Linked DNA regions of Homo sapiens: region 1 is linked to region 2. The links are chromatin contacts, found by Hi-C or POLR2A ChIA-PET in ENCODE. All regions are on one chromosome and are shown on one strand. Each heading gives the region's core, a stretch centred on a gene start or an enhancer-like site at or near the end of the contact. The rest is flanking DNA. Distances are from core to core; before and after follow the strand shown.

Region 1 (2,700 bases), core at 63-2,562, 180 kb after region 2:
TGCTCTGGTGACAGGCTCACACACTTGCATTTCATCAGTTCCATAGTAAATCCACCTCTGTCAGCCATGGGTATGGCTTGGTTAGCCCAGTGATTCTTCCTTTTTCAGCTTTTTCTTTTCTTTTTATTATGAACATTTCAAACATAACCAAAAGTTAGAGCGTTTAAGACAATGATCTTTTATGCGTCTGTCATCCAGCTTCCACAACCATGAGTCCTTGGCTAGCTAGTCTTAATTCATCTGTAATGAATTAACCAGCCATTCCCCTCCATCCATACTGTGTTATTTTAAAGCAAATCCCTAATATCATTTTATCTCTAAAATATTTCAGTATGCATCCTTAAAAGATAAGGACTCTTTCAAAAAACATATCACAATATCATTATGACACCTAAAAAAAAACATAATTTCTCAGTCAGGCCAGTGTTTAAAATATATATTAGATTGTCCAGGAGTGAATTGACTTGTAAACTGGACACTTTAGGAACTTATATTTGAAGAGGAGTGGAGATAGATAAGGTCAATGTCCGTTTTTAAATTTCTTTAATTGCCTCAAATATTTTTCTACAGTTTGTTCAGATCAGGAACCAAATAAAATATATATCACAACTGGTTGATATCTCTGTTAAACATCTTTTAATCTATGGGCTTGTCTTCCACATTTGTTAGATTCCTGGCAATGTATTTGTTGAGGAAACTGGGTCATTTTGTCCTGTAGGGTTTCCCACAGTCTGGTTCTTGCTAATTGCATTTCTGTGGTATCATTTAACATGTTCCTCTCCTTTATGTCCTGTAAATTGGTGGTTATATCTAGAAGCTTGATTGGATTCAGGGTTGATTTTTTGACAAATTCATCAAAGGTGTGTACTTCTATGAAGGCACAAGATAAATGGTTGCTTTTTTTTTTTTTTTCAGGTGAGTAGCCACTGCTGATCATTACTTTGACCCATTATTTCCCAATTTTTTTTTTTTTTAGATGTGAGTTCTGTCAGGCAGGGGCAGGGATTGCGTACATTGTAGGGTGCTCACCTGGCTGGCTCCCAAGGCACTGGACTGTCAGAGGATCAGGGGTAGGGACAGCATGGACAAAGGGGACAAGAAGCCAGACTTGTCCTAAATGAGTTCATAGCATGGTCGGAGACACAGGACGTAAACACGGGGAAATAACAAAGATATGTCATAAAGCCGTGCAAATAACTTAGGTAGCGATCCTTCTGGGAGCGCAGAGGACAAGAGAGCAATCCACTTGGGTAGTCGGGGAAGGACTTTAGCCCAGACACTGACTTTCTCCAACGAAACACAATATCGTGTCTGGATGCCCAGTTACCAGTTGGCGTCCACCCTGGGCTTCCTGTTGCAAAACATCCAATCGATTTCTCCTCCACTGTGCATGTTGGACCAAAGGCTGCACAGCCAAGATTCTGACTCCCTCCTGGTTACATGCCCCCTTGTGGTAAAACCACAAATTACAACAGATTTTCCAACCATGAAGATGGGGACAGCCATCAAACATTATCAGCAGGGTGGAGGTGTGGAAAGAAGAGCATCTGTAGCGGGTCCATTCTGTGTCCGGCACAGAGCTGGGCACATCTGTGTGTGTTAGCGCATTCTTACCTCCCAGAGCCCGGTAATCGACCAACATTTGTGGCCGATGCTACTAGGCACGGACCCAGTATCTGCATTCACCTTCTTCCTTTCTGACAAATCCCAATTTTGTTCACGGTGGCAAAGTGCCCCCTAATGCTTGTCTGATCAGACTGGTAGCTAAGATGCTGGCCAGGGGGTTCTAGCTGGAAGTTGGCTGGAGATTTCTGGGAATGGCTTTGCTTTCCTAGTATAGGAGCTTCCCCTTTTTCCCTTCCTGCCTGGAATGCAGAGTTAGGTGGGAGGTAGAGCAGCCATCGTGTGGCCACGAAGAGGCCAGTGTGAAGACAAAAGCTTCACTTCGAGAAAGCAGCAGGAAGAAAGAAGCAACCTGAGTCACAGATGTTCCCAGCACCCCCCAAAATGCCTACCTCTGGACTTCCTGAGAAGTGTGAGAAAAAGACCTTACTTGGGTCCACCACCGTAGTCAGCTTTCTATTATACACAGCATAAACAGAATCTGTCTGATCGTTATCATCATGGTAGTTCGACTGATGTACTAAGATATGGATGTTCAGGTCGCTTAAGAAACTCCCTCAACTGGCCGGGTGCGGGGCTCACGCCTGTAATCCCAGCATTTCAGGAGGTCGAGGCAGGTGGATCAACTGAGGTCAGGAGTTCGAGATCAGCCTGGCCAACATGGTGAACCGTCTCTACTAAAAATACAAAAAAGTAACCAGGCATGGTGGCATGCAACCGTAATCCCAGCTACTTGGCAGGCTGAGGCAGGAGAATCACTTGAGCCCAGGAGGCAGAGGCTGCAGTGAGTCAAGATCATGCCACTGCACTCCAGCCTGGGCAACAGAGTGAGACTCTGTCTCAAAAAAAAAAAAAAAAAAAAAATATATATATATATATATATAAAGAAATTTGTGTAAATATATATGTACGTGTGTGTGTGTGTGTGTGTGTGTGTATATATATATATATTTCCTCAAATTCACACCACCACAATAGGGCACAGCTGGGGCTCAACACCACTTCCCATCAGCTTCTTCACCACCACCCCTCCCCTGCCACCTGATGACAACATATATGCACCTTCTTCTGTTTCAT
Region 2 (2,773 bases), core at 147-2,646:
GCTGTGGGGCCAGCTATTTCAGAGGAAGAGAACTTCCTGACCTTAACCCTGCCCTGCTATTAAAACACCGTCATAACTAGCTGGCCCATACCTGCCTCTGGAGCCTGGCTGTCACTACTTTCTGTCTGGGGTAGAGGACAATCTGGCGTGTCTTCTAGGCTCAGCATCAACACACATCATCCAGTGTATATTTTAGTACCGTCTTTACAGGCCTGACTCAGGGCAGGGGAAGTCGTCGGGAAAAACCACGCTCATGGCTCTGCCATTGTCTCTGTGTGTGGAGACATCAGCTACCCTCACTGGGCCTGAGATATTCATCTCTCCAATAAGCTTAGATCAGAAAGGCCATCTTGCAGCTTTTTAAAAAAAGAGTTGGACTCTTTTTTTAAATTAAAAAAAAGTTAAACATTTTAAACAATAAAATCTTATGTGTAACATCAATGTAAAAAGCAGATCAGGGTGAAACATACTGCTTATCCGGGGCTGGGCAGGGCCGAGCCCTCCTGTCCCCTTTCCCCCGCCCCACCCCGCATTGCTCCAAAGAACTTCCAGGGCCCAAGGAGCCCAATTCAAAACCCTCTGAATGAGGTGCTTGCTAAGAACATCCTGCAGCTCCCAGTGACTTCCCAAGAGAGCTTTCTCGGGGCTCCAGGTTTCTGCTTGGACTCCCTGAGGGCGTGCCTGGGAAACCCACTGCAGGGCCCCCAGTCCATGGTCCCAGAGGTGTGAAGGCATCTGCTTCACCTTCCATGCCGGCCTCCCAGGAGATGAGGAGGAATTCAGTCCCACGTTCGGGCAACCGTTGCTCAGCATTAGCAGCCGTCAGCAAGTTGACACTGGAGCTCCAGCCAAGTGGTATGACATGCCGCCCCTGCAGATGTGGTGCTCTGTACCTCTTAGACCCAGGAGCTGTCTGCATGTGACGTCCGATAAATGAGTGTTTCCTTTAACAAGTCTTAAGCCAGGCCCTGAAGCTAAGTCGCAGAGTGAGTATCTTCCTTGAGCCCGTCACCCCACAACATTCACAAATAAGAGCCCCTGCGGAGAAGCAGGCTATGTAGTCAGATAGACATAAGTCAGACCCCCCAGCCTGTGTTCTCACCTGTGAAATGAGAAAGATCACAACAGCGACACCCGAGCTGTTGTTTGGAGAAGATGAGAGAGTGTGCACAGCTCACACCATCCTCTGCACCGCAGCTAACACTGTTAGCACCATCACATGGGCCCCTCTGCAAAGAACTGCCCACCTCATGAGAAATCATATGCTGAACCAGACCCCCGGGCCAGTTCCCAAACTGGGTCTCACACCTATCTCTCTGTTTTGAATACCAGATATTCTAAATACAACATCATTGATATAATCTGAGATACTAGATGATGTTATCCGCCTGCCTGCAGAGGATTTACTTTTGCTTTTGGCAGGCATTTAGGCCAGGGGCAGATTGTCTTAAGCCAGACTGGATGAGCTGATTCAAAGCTGGTTTCGGTCTTTGTGAAGATGGGTCTATTTCTGGTTCAGCGTTTTGCCTGGGGATATCCCGTCCGCTGCCCCACCTGAAAGTCTGGAGTGCTTGCCTGGCCGCCTCCTGCACAGCAGGGCCTGAACACTGAGGTGTGTTTCCCCAGCCCTGTGAGACTGCCCAAAGTTCTACTCAGCTTCTCAGCCCCTCCACCGACACTCTGAATTGGCAAATGCTTCAGCAGGGAAAGTGGACCTGAATGTCCGGCACCCTCTCTGTGATCCCCTTCTCCTCTTGATTTTGGTTCCTCAAGTCCTCACTGCCCTGGGAGCACTCTGATACCCTCAGCAGAGTTTCGAAAATATTTTATGCAGTTTTCTAGTTGTTCTCAAGGGGAGGGTTAGTTGGAGAAGAACACTGTAGCCAACCATCTTGGAAGTGACTGTTCCTATTTTACTTTAATGCTCATTTAGGTATTTTAAAAATTATTCTGTTTTCCTGAAACAGAAAAAAAATTCAGAAAATTTTTTTCTGAAACAGAAAAAAATATTCTGTTTTCTTCATTTGGGCTGGCATAACAAAAATACCATAAATGAGGCAGCTTATAAACAACAAACATTTGTTTCCCACAGTTCCAGAGGCTGGGAAGTCCAAGATCAAGCCACTAGCAGTGTCTGGTGAGGGCCTCTTCCTCATAGATGACACCTTCCATGTGTCCTCACATGGTGGTATGCACTGGCTAGCTCTCTGCAGTCTCTTTTCTAAGGGTACTAGTCCCATTCATGAGGGCTCTGTCCTCATGACCTGATCACCTCTCAAAAGGCCCCATCTGCTGATACCATCACCTGGGGGGTTAGGATTTTGCATATGAATTGGGGTAGAGGCACAAACATTCAGACCTTAGTGCTATGCTTCATTGATTTAAGGATGGTCTCATTGGGATGTTGGGGGTAGAAAAGATCCATGTCTTCCATGCTAGTCTAGGAGTGCATTCTTCAGGAGGCAGAATGGCAGAATGGGAGGAGGGTCTCCAGTCATGGATGCTGGTGGCCCATTGTTATAAACCACAGGGCAGGGTCAATGAGGGCACATTGCCTGGTGGTTTCCTCCAGCTGAGTTCAGAAGGCATTTTTCCTCAGCAAGACCACAAACTAGTTTGATCAATAACTTTTCCTCCAAGTAGTACAGTTTGGAAATGAGGTAAGAGAGCCATCTCCTGGTAAGAAATATGGCAGTGTGTGAGGGAGGCCTGCAGCGACTCCGGCACTGTGTGGAGCCCTGTGGGTCCCTGGGAAGTCTGGGGTTTGGGAAGG

The links. A loop is a pair of places that touch in the nucleus more often than their neighbours do. ChIA-PET counts read pairs that join two places held with the same protein, here RNA polymerase II (POLR2A). Pooled maps may share reads with other maps.
Region 1: a loop to region 2 is called in a pooled map, with 2.2 times the contacts of the local background. The contact joins two enhancer-like sites. A Hi-C loop is called at or near these places in 2 of 168 maps with a recorded cell type or tissue (GM13976 and PC-9), 2 of 37 single-sample maps with no recorded cell type and 7 of 50 pooled maps. POLR2A ChIA-PET finds 5 or more read pairs at or near these places in 4 of 52 experiments (BJ, CD4-positive, alpha-beta memory T cell, CD8-positive, alpha-beta memory T cell and 1 more).

Annotation. Positions count from the first base shown.
Region 1 is chr13:30,333,824-30,336,523 of GRCh38, forward strand. All of the region lies in intron 1 of LOC124903145 (a long non-coding RNA gene), which reads left to right. Among named protein-coding and RNA genes, the nearest start is that of LINC00427, 15 kb to the left of the region's middle. Within about 2 kb of position 1,313, at least 2 of the 41 ENCODE cell types and tissues checked have a DNase peak (open chromatin) inside an H3K27ac peak, as active enhancers do.
Region 2 is chr13:30,156,280-30,159,052 of GRCh38, forward strand. The region is part of intron 1 of LINC00385 (long intergenic non-protein coding RNA 385); the gene reads left to right. Among named protein-coding and RNA genes, the nearest start is that of LINC00385, 3.9 kb to the left of the region's middle. Within about 2 kb of position 1,397, at least 3 of the 41 ENCODE cell types and tissues checked have a DNase peak (open chromatin) inside an H3K27ac peak, as active enhancers do.